2 separate regions of the Homo sapiens genome follow, and region 2 is linked to region 1. Evidence: read pairs that join two places in POLR2A ChIA-PET (ENCODE). Cell type or tissue: B cell. All regions are shown on one strand. Each heading gives the region's core, and the rest is flanking DNA. Links, peaks and the distances in the headings are about the cores only. Region 1 has its middle 46 kb from the start of ANP32A. Region 2 holds the start of MIR4312 (microRNA 4312).

Region 1 (5,382 bases), core at 211-5,210:
AGACACTTGAAATTAAGCCTAAAGATGAAGAAGTAAATTAAACAAGCACTATTAATATTTATGTGCTAATGAATTTGTTTCTGTTTGGTTCTTTAGATATTGGTAATGTTTAATAGCATTTAGCATACTAGATTTGAGATTCTAACTTACAACGTGTAAATGAGTTTGGTTTAAACTTGTTATTAATGTTTAAATCTCACTTATTTGATAAACAATAGAGGAATAATTAAAGGCATTTAAGACTCATCAATTTATATTTAACTTATTAAATTTGAAGTATTACTTAAAGACACTGGAAGGATCTCTTTGTTAATGAGATAATTGAAATGCATAAAAAAGAAATTTATTATATTAAATTTTAAAATTCAGTTTGAAATAAAGCATTTAATTAAATTTGTAAATGGGACCAAAATTAATCCAAGCTCCTTATAAGCAATTATTAAATTTCTCTAGATGTATAAGGAGAATAAGAGCATGATTAATATTTTAAATTGAACTGCAGTTTTTGCATTTGTAGCTTTAATTTATTGAATAATTAATTTTAAACCAACATTCTAAATGAGTATTTATTGACATAGATTAAGTGCATGGGTTTGGAGTCTCTAAGACTTGGTTAAAATTGCTCCAGATCGCAATTTACTTAACATCTGTCATCCTCAATTTTTTAGCTGTAAAATGGGAGTAATGATAACTCCCTGAAATTATATGTCTCAATAATTAATAACTCTAATAATGGTGATAACAATGATTAATGATAGCATATTTTTAAGGAGAGTTATTGAACATTGTGTATGGTATGATTCCATTTTTTGGTCAAAAAAAAAAAAAGATATGCAAGCATAGGTGTAAAAAAGTCTCCAGGAGTCTATCTAGGTGACTTTAAAAATTTTTCAATGTAATTCTCATTTCTAATTTTCTAACAGTGTATATCTATTATATCTATTTGCACTCACAAGTAGATATAATAGATGTACATCTATTATATCTATGCTAATAGATGTATGTATTCACATATAAAAATTTTAGTTGTAGTTAATTATTTTGTGGGGTGGGATTATGAATAATTTTTACTGTATGTTCTTTAATTTTATTAATTTTCTTTGTTGGACAGATATATAAGTAGAACAAACATACATCTGAACGTTTATTTATTTATTTATTTATTTATTTATTTATTTATTTATTTATTTTGAGACAGTCTTACTCTGTCACCCAGGCTGGAGTGCAGTGGTGTGATCTCTGCTCACCACAACCTCCACCTCCCGGGTTCAAGCGATTCTCCTGCCTCAGCCTCCTGAGTAGCTGGGACTACAGGCGCCTGCCACCACGCTCAGCTATTTTTGTATTTTTAGTAAAGAAGGGGTTTCACCATGTTGTCCAGGCTCTCTTGAACTCCTGAGCTCAAGTGATTTGCCCACCTCAGCCTCCCAAACTGCTGGGATTACAGGTGTGAGCCACCGTGCCCGGCCCACCTGAGCATTTTAAAGTCATGAAAGGGACTTTATTTATTTATTTTTTTACTTTTAATCCCACGTGAAGACCCTACCGCCAGGGTTGAGGGAGAAGGAAAGAAGTCATGCTCAGTATCGTCCATCATCACAGCCATCAGGTGGTTCAGAATCCTTGTGTGGTGGTGCTCAGTTGCAGCACCTTCACTGAATAAAGGACGCCCTAGTACTTGCCTTGAGGCTGGGTGCAGACTGACTCCCTGTATCTGCTTCCTTCCTGACAGCCAACGCGCTCTTGCTTCACACTGTAAAGGAGGTGTATGTCTGGAGAGAAGTTTTTAAGTAGGAAAGAACTTTAACTCCTTTCCTCTTCTTTGGCCATCCCCTTTCACTTTCAACTCTCTCGTAGAGATTTTCATTACGCTTGAGGTCTCCTGAATCCCCCCTGAGAATAAATTTCCAAATCTGTCTCTTAAATTCCTTCCTCTTCCCAGGACCCCAACCAGAATATCCAAATATCCACCTGATGTTCCCATCTCAAATACAACAAATCACACACTGAGTTTCACAGCCTACAAACCAGATTTTCATTCTTTTTTTCTAATAATGGTTAACAGGACCTTCAGTTATTATTTTTATTTATTTATTTATTTTGAGATTAAGGTCTTGCTCTGGTGCCCAGGCTGGAGCGCAGTGGTGTGATCTTGGCTCACTGCTTTTATTGCTATGAAGTATTTTGGTAAAAATAAATAAATAAATAAATATTGTATGGGTTTTAATGATGGTAAATAAGGTTTTCTCTAACTCCACAGATGATTATGTTGGCAAAGGCATCATGGATGATTATGTTGGCAAATGCATGGTGGTCAGGGAAGACAAACCAGCACCCTCAAATAGGTGTTTATTTCAATCAGGGCAAATTGATAAGTACAATATAACAAAATTGCTAGTGGGTGGTTGACTGGTCGCCCTAGGAAATGGTGTTCAGTCTTGGTTTTTGCTATTAGTTGCTCCAAGATAGATCCATAATTGCATTTGCTTGATGTGGACACCTTTAAGAGCCTCCTCTACAATGGATGCCCTCTGGTGAACATTTGCATGAGGCACACATGTCCCCACACTCTAGGCCTATTTCATATATCCATCCTCGTAACTCTTACCCAGACTTTATTGTCACCAATCTTACAATCTTGTTTTTACCAAGTTCCTAACCAGGTGGCCAAAGTGTTAGCCACTGCCTAAAACTCAAGGTAGATCTCTTCATTTACCAGGTCATTCTCCTTCCATCTGCAGTGGACAACCAGATGAATTACTCTCAGTTCTGTCTATGGGGCAATGGAAGTTCCTCATAAGGGCACAGATTGAACTGAGGGAGGACCAGCACTGTAGCTCAAGGTGGCAGATGTAACTTGCATGTGCCTTCCAGACCTACTTGAACCTGATCTCACAGATACCACCTCCATTTGATAAGTTTGTTTCTGCAGACACCAAACCTTAAGACTTAGAGGATCAGAGAACACTCACTTCATGGTGGGAAACTCAAGCCACATAGTCACTCAGCCTTATGGTAGAGTGGATACTGTGGTACTCAGCTCACATCTCCCAATCTAGGATTGAGAGGCTGCCACAGCTGAGCTTCCTGTGAAATTTCTCAAAGCTCACGGGAACAGCTTTGCCCGAGGTTACATGGTTCCCACATCTAATACCTGGTTGATATGGCAACACTGGCACCTGTTCCCTTTCAAGGCAGGACAACTCAATAGGGACATCCCAATTTGAGTTCCCTTTGTGAGCAGCTGAGGCCTCTGTTGCAACAATCACAGTTCACCTTCTTCCTCTGTCTCTCTTACTCTCTAATGGATTGTTGCTCCAAAACGCAGTCTCCAATATACCATCTGTCCATCAAACCCCATCTTACAATTGGCTTTCTGGAGAAACAACCAAATAGTCAAATGTTCAGAATCTACAAAGTCCTTGAGGTAAACCAGGGTCTTCTTCTCAAAGTAAGATTAGTTGTCAGCTCAGGAAGGTATAGCTTTGCTTTAAAATACTATGGGACTATGCTAGGGTTCTCTTATTGGGACTTCCCTGTTCCATACAGCCTTTTTCTTTACCACAGACCTCTGAGTACTGTTGGATCTGTTGGATCACAGTCCTGAGCCCCAGGCAGCATGGCCTGTGCCACACCTGGGCCCACTATAGAACCTGCTCTTGCTTTGGGCTTTACCTAAAGCTCAGTCTTAGCAAGTTACTTGTTAGATGGGTTGGAGCTTCACACCCAATCTATAGCCTCTGAAATCCAAAGAAGCTCAGGAATGGTCCAGATAGTTCAATAAAACACATGTATTTTACAAATGTGTCTTATATACTGATGTCTACTATATGGCAGTGACTCTGGGAGATGCAGGAAAGAAATGAGAAATGGTTCAGCCTTTGAAGGATTTGGTCTAGTCAGTTATGCAGCAGTGTGAGCTGTGGCGATGACACTTGGTGGACAGTGCCATATGGCGTTTATGTATGAAGTGCCATGAGACAGCAAGGAGAGAGTAATCATTCCTGCCCTGCCAGGCTGGGTAAGAGAATTGGGTGATATCTGGTCATATTAAACTGTAAGCTGATCAGCTCAATAAACAACAAAATATCTTATTTATACCAAATATAAAAGGTGTTAAGACATTTCATAACTCTGAGATTTAAGCTGTTCCCAAGTATGTAATTTATATATCAGATACAGTTTTTTCTTGGTTTGGATCCTAAAAATGGAACAGAATGACTTTCTGTTCATTTATAAAAGGAGAATTTTTTAAAAACCAGATAATTTCTGATTGCTCTTCAGAACAATGACAATATAATCCTCACCATTGTCACCTTCTGTTCACAGCCTGTCACTGAGTAGAGATAAACAACTACACACTTAATTATAAGTTATGTGCTAATTTGGGCACGCTAAGTATAATACTATTGGATGTATAATATTGGCACCAAGTTTTGAGAGTTGAGTACAGCCTTTCTTTTGTCTTTTATTGCCAAATCAGATGCAAGATATTCAGGACACTCCAGCATTAATTCCTATTCACTATTTCTAATTATTTAAAAACTAAGATGTCATCTTGAAAATAAAGTAGGGAAATGTTCAGCTACTTGAGGGAACAATCTGTACACAACATCTTGTATACACTTAGGTCAAATACAAGACTGAATAATTTATATTTTCCTAGTGACAGCAAAGACTATTTTGGACTTTCTTTACAAAAAAGGAATTCTTGGCTGGGTGTAGTGGCTCACGCCTGTAATCCCAGCACTTTGGGAGGCCGAGGGGGGCGGATCACGAGGTCAGGAGATCGAGACCATCCTGGCTAACACAGTGAAACCCCGTCTCTACTAAAAACACAAAAATAAAATTGGCCGGGCGTGTTGGCGGGCGCCTGTAGTCCCAGCTACTCGGAAGGCTGAGGCGGGAGAATGGCATGAACCTGGGAGGCGGAGTTTGCAGTGAGCTGAGATTGAGCCACTGCACTCCAGCTTGGGGGACACAGCGAGACTCCGTCTCAAAAAAAAAAAGGAATTCTTCTGATACCTACTTCCTAAACTAACACACACACACACAGAAAGTGAGAGAGATGTAAATGTTTTGCTTCATAATCTCATAGCTAACGTCTTAGGTTTAGTGTGTATGTGAAGTAATGGTGGTGGCTAACAATAGTGGGTGTAAATAATGTATAGACATGCACTGCATAACAAGGTGTCAGTCAACAGCACACCACATCAATGACCATGGCCCCAAAAGACTATAATGCAGCTGCCCTATACAGGTGTACCATTTTTTTCTTTCATACTGTATATTTACTGTACCATTTCTATGTTTAGAGGTGTTTAGATACACAGACACCATTGTGTTACAGTTGCCTGTGGTATTCAGCACAGTCGCGTGCCG
Region 2 (5,382 bases), core at 116-5,115, 66 kb before region 1:
CCCATCAATGCCACTTTTGGGGAACTACTGTATCTAATCCAACTTCCCTAGCAATTGATGAAGCTGGGTGGAAACTAACTCTGTGACTCACCCAAGGCTACACAGTTACCCCACTGTAGAATCGAACCTTAGGCCATTCTCTCAAGACTCCAAACTTAGGGCCCACACCCTCAAAGTCACAGGACTCTCCATCCTCCTTGAAGCAAGAGGAAAGAAAGGTGGAAAATAAAATTAGCTGTTAGGAAGAGCCCAGACCTGAGCTCAGCCCCTGCTCTCCCCACCACCACCTTCCACACATCCATGCAGAGCTGCAAGTGGAGAAGAGGCAGGGAAAGCTAAATGGCCTCACAGAAGAAACCTCGACCTTGGCCTCCTTCCCTGCCACCTCTATGCAAAATGACAGCAGCATCAGCAATGACAGAAGCAGAGCAAACGCCGCCTCGGCACTGAAGCCCTGTTGTCCAACCACCAATGGGAAATCGCTGATTTGGGCAGAAATGGGAACCAATCATGCAGAAGAACCTAAGGCTGGGGCTGAAAGTTTTTTCTATCCAAGGCCACAAAACAAATTAGCCAGGGGCTACACATAAGAAGCAATTTAACATTAGTTATTTCTCCCTTAGACAAGTGTGAAATGTGCAGCTTCCTTAAATCTGTGAATTACACATGTATGGCAAAAATTATTAGTGAAGGAAGTGCAAGAAATGCTAGCAGTATATGTTAACTCCATATTTCTAATTGGAAGGAGGATTAATAAAAGAAATGGAATGAGGGAAAGCAAGGAAACTATGGGGAACTGAGGGGCTGCTGGAAGGAAGGGGAGAGGGAGAGACAGACACAGACAGAGAAAGACACGATGAGGGAAGAAAGGAGTTGGAGGCTTGGCAGGTATTGCTGAACTTCCAGAGTTCCATCCTCTTCATCTGGGTTTGGTGGTAGAACCTTACCTACACTTGTTGTTTTTTAAAAAGAGTGCAGGTTGAGTTCATTGTTGTTCACAAGTCTATGGCTGCTTTAATCTCAAAATGCTAAAAAACAAAAACAAACCCCAAACCAAAAAACTATGAAGAGAGTCAGGGAGGGTCCACATGACTCGAGACAATGTAAAAAGGAACTTAATGATTTTAGTCTTCATCAGAGGCTCATGAAGGAGGCTTCTACCATGGCAGCCAACACAGATGAGCCATCGAAGGCTGTGCTGATAGGAACACGTGGGATGGACCAGGGCTCCTTGGTCAGGGTCCCAAAACACTCTGCACTGACAGGACTAGACCTGAAATTCCAAAATTTAAAGAACAAATTTGAGGAAGGCAACCAGGGTAGGAAGGCATCTGAAAACTGGGATACTAGAAGAACAATTGAAGGAACTAGTGATGTTTAGGCTTGAGGGTAGGGGAGACCATGATCACTATCTCTCTCCACTTATTTGAAGGAATGTCATGTACGTTTATTGTGTTTTCCAGTGGTTCAAGAACTAAGATCAGAGTGCAGGAATCATAAAGAGACAGCTTTCTCCCCAGTGTACTTTGTAAGAAGGTCTCTAGATCATTATGGCTGTCTCACAAAATAATGGGCTGCTCTGAAAACTTGGGAGCTTCCTGTCCCTGTATGAATCACAAGGCTGTTAAGTGACCGTGGGCAAAGAGCTTCATACATAAAGAGTGCTGGATGCTTATTAGATGAATTAATAATATTGTATGATAAAGCCCTGCAAAGAGAGCTCTGAGTCTTTTCCCCTCTTAAAATGCTATGATTTGATTCTTTCTTCTTAAGCATTACTTGCTTTAGGATGCAGGCCCGATACAATCATTCAACAGTCCGTACAGAGTATTTACTACATGCCATGCCAGGTACTATGCTAGGTGTTAAAGATACCGTGGTAAACAAAACTAGGTGCCTGTCTCACAGATCTACATTCTAGCAGGGGAGCCAAAGAATAAACCAATAAATGTATACACATGTATATAATGTGTATGAATGCTGCAAAGAAAAAAAAAAAAGGACAGAAAGGCACCGGGCGCGGTGGCTCACGCCTGTAATCCCAGCACTTTGGGAGGCCGAGGCTGGCGGATCATGAGGTCAGGAGATCAAGACCATTCTGGCTAACACGGTGAAACCCCGACTCTACTAAAAATACAAAAAATTAGCCAGGTGTGGTGGCGGGCACCTGTAGTCCCAGCTACTCCGGAGGCTGAGGCAGGAGAATGGCGTGAACCAGGGAGGCGGAGCTTGCAGTGAGCCGAGATCCCGCCACTGCGCTCCAGCCTGGGCGACACAGCGAGACTCCGTCTCAAAAAAAAAAAAAAGAAAGAAAAGAAAAGGACAGAAAAGCAATAGTGACAAGGGACACTACTTTAGAGAGGGTAACCAGGAAGGCCTATCCAAAGTGAGCTTTCAGCAGAGACGTAAGGCCAAGTCAACAACTAGGAGGGCCTTCCAGACAGAAAGAAGGAAAAGCCAGGGCAAAGATCCTGAGTGGGTGGCATGCTTGGCCTTATTGGGGAACAGCTAGGAAGCCAGGTGGGTACGAGAGAATTTGTGGAAGGGAAGAAAGGAGGTGGCAGCATGAGATTGGGGTGGAGAGAAGGCTGCTGTAGGTTACACACCTTTACCCACAGGGGACATTCCACATGCAACTGGTGGTAGGATAGTGGGTTTCACAGGCAATGCAAGAAGAATTGCTTAGACCACAGGAAAGTAGTTAAGACCTGAGATCTGGCCATAAGCCTAAGAGTTACCTTGCTCTGCCTTAAAGGAAGAAGAAGAAGAAAAAAAAAAAAAAAAGCAAAGGAAAAAAGTGAAGGAGAAGAAGCTTTAATCAGGATTGTGCTTGCCCCATGTTTCCAGGTAGAAATGGGCCTAATCTACACCCCGGACATCTCCTATGGGAGAATGTTTTGATTATGGGGGTTTGGACACATGAGAAGTAGTCGGAAGATCTGGTTTGGTTTCAGGCTTTACTGCTTACAAACTGTGTGGCTTTGGACAAGACTTCACTGAGATTCAGTTTCTTCACCTGTAAAATGGGACGAGTCCCTACCAATCCCACCTGTCTCCATGGGACCCAATGAGATCATGGGTAAGCCAGGCTGTCCTAGAGGTTACTATGATAAATTTTATAAGCATGTTTCTTACCCAAGACTTTGCACCCCAGAAAGCAGAGGTGAGGTATTATGCAACTGATTCCCCCACACTGCCTTGCACTTAGCTTTCAATAAATGTTTGCAGAACTGAAAAGCATTAAAAATAACCCGGAAAATGTTCTGCCATTTTTTTCCTTCCTATTAAACTGTAGCACTTTGCCAGAATGCTCCAGAACAGTCTCTCTTCACTGTAATCCTTCACTTTGGAGGAAGAACCAACTGAGTCACACCAGAGGTGTGTGCTCAGAGGATAAACTCTGAGGAATGGGGACAGGAACAAGGCCTGACTCCTCTGGGGAAGGCTCCTTGCTCTCTGTGCCCCCAACCTTTCTCAAACATCCTGAGAGGGCCAGGCCAGGCTACCAACGGAAGGGACTGCAGATTACCCTAGCACAAGGTCAGGATCTCCTGGAAAAGTCCATGAAAGCCTGAGAAATACAATATTCACAACATTCCACTTCAGACTAAGGAGTCTCAATCTGGTCCAACTGCCTCACCATACGGATAGGGAGGCTAACACACAGGTCAGTGGACTCGCTGGTTCAAGGTCACCTCTTTTTTTTTCTCCTTTTCAATTTTTTGACTAACACATTCATTCTCATGGTTTTAAAACCAAAATATATAAGATATACAGTTAACTCTCCCTCCTATCTTATCCTCTGTCTGCCCAGTCAACTATACCACCTGCTAAGCATCTCTCTAGAATGTTCACACACATACAAGCAAATTCAGAATCTTATTTCTTCTCTCTTTTATTAAAAACCTAGCATATTATACTAATCATTGCCTTGCCTTTTTTTCATGGAGTTTGTGTAAGAGTACATAAAAACCCTCTTCGTTTCTTCTTTGCAACTACATAGTGTGTCATCATTTTTCTTAACCAGTCTCTTATTGATGAGTATCTGGGTTGCTTCCAATCTTTTGTGTAATAAATAATTTTGCAATATCAATAAGCTTGGGCATGTCAGTTTGCATTCACCTAGCTTACGGATAAGAGCTGGAATCAGATCCCATTTCTGACCTACAGGGTGGCAGTCATACAGCCTCAGAGTCCTATTATCTTATTTATTTATTTGAGACGGAATTTTGTTCTTCTCGCCCAGGCTGGCGGGCAGTGACGCCATCTCGGCTCAGCGCAACTTCCACCTCCCAGGTTCAAGTGATTCTCCTGCCTCAGCCTCCCAAGTAGCTGGGATTACAGGTATGTGCCATCATGCCCGGCTAATTTTTTATATTTTTGGTAGAGACGGGGTTTCACCATGTTGGTCAGGCTGGTCTCGAACTCCTGACCTCAGGTGATCCACCCACCTTGGCCTCCCAAAGTGCTGGGATTACAGACGTGAGCCATTGTGCCCAGCCCAGAGTCCTACTATCTAATGTCTAAGTTACTTAACCTCCATTCATTCAATACACGCTCCTCAGAACTACTAAATCCCAGGCACTACACCAGGTGCTGAGGGTACAATGATAAAGGTGTCTTTGACTTCTGCTCCCAAAGTGTCCAGCCTGGAAGGGACAAACAGAAGGGAACATTCCGACACACAAGGGCCGCTCAGTGTGCCCCGGAAGCCATCTGACCTTTGTAGGCCAATCTCTGTCAGGAAATGGGTGGCCTTACCTACACCTCAGGGGTGTTTTAAAAGGTAAAAAAGATAATGCTTGCCAAGTACCTAGCAAGCAAGGACCACACAAAGCTCATGGCAGATACTCAATAAGGGGTAAGCCTCCTCTTGTCCCAGAATGGGTCTTAGTGATGGCAGCAGCAAGGTGTTCCAGGCAAAGGCACTGCATTGCCATGCCTGTTCCACAATGAGCAATTCTCTTTTCTTAGAGGAGTCTGGAATACACTGCTACTTATTTTTTAAAGCAGCACCTAAGCCCCTAATTATGTCTTAGCCTACTTTTATTGGAAAGCCATTTGCCTCTCTCCCACATTCCAGACCCTCTTCAATATCTCTGAGGCACCTGGGTATGCTTCTCACCTGCGTGCACAAGCCCTGGTGTTTGATGGAGTGTCAGAGCCACAGAGGAAACCCACACACATTTCTTAAGACCCTGGCACAGAAAGGCACAGGCAGGCACATGGAAAGTCGCTTTTACTAGGATACCCCTGAAAGTATTAAATAATAAATAGAAAAAAAATAGGACAAAAATCATTAAATCTCACACATATTGTTTGGTTTTATGTGCTCTATTTCACAAACTTTTTTTTTTTTTTTTTTTTTTGAGACGGAGTCTT

What was found. ChIA-PET counts read pairs that join two places held together with the same protein. Peaks named below come from ENCODE experiments on the same cell type or tissue, not always from the same donor. Only the 100,000 strongest peaks of a DNase experiment are listed, where the experiment ranks them.
Region 2: POLR2A ChIA-PET joins it to region 1 with 8 read pairs; 14 of 35 experiments call an interaction of 5 or more read pairs at or near these places.

The regions. Positions count from the first base shown.
Region 1 is chr15:68,864,545-68,869,926 of GRCh38, forward strand. No RefSeq gene overlaps it. Among named protein-coding and RNA genes, the nearest start is that of ANP32A, 46 kb to the left of the region's middle. In B cell, for the core only: no CTCF peak of the experiment used is centred there; no DNase peak of the experiment used is centred there; H3K27me3 peaks cover 492 bases.
Region 2 is chr15:68,798,452-68,803,833 of GRCh38, forward strand. All of the region lies in intron 1 of ANP32A (acidic nuclear phosphoprotein 32 family member A), which reads right to left. MIR4312 (microRNA 4312) reads right to left here and starts at 3,474; the gene lies at 3,399-3,474. It overlaps ANP32A-IT1 (ANP32A intronic transcript 1), which reads right to left. Exons shown (of 1, transcript NR_026808.1): 1 at 5,370-5,382. In B cell, for the core only: no CTCF peak of the experiment used is centred there; no DNase peak of the experiment used is centred there; H3K27ac peaks cover 1,398 bases.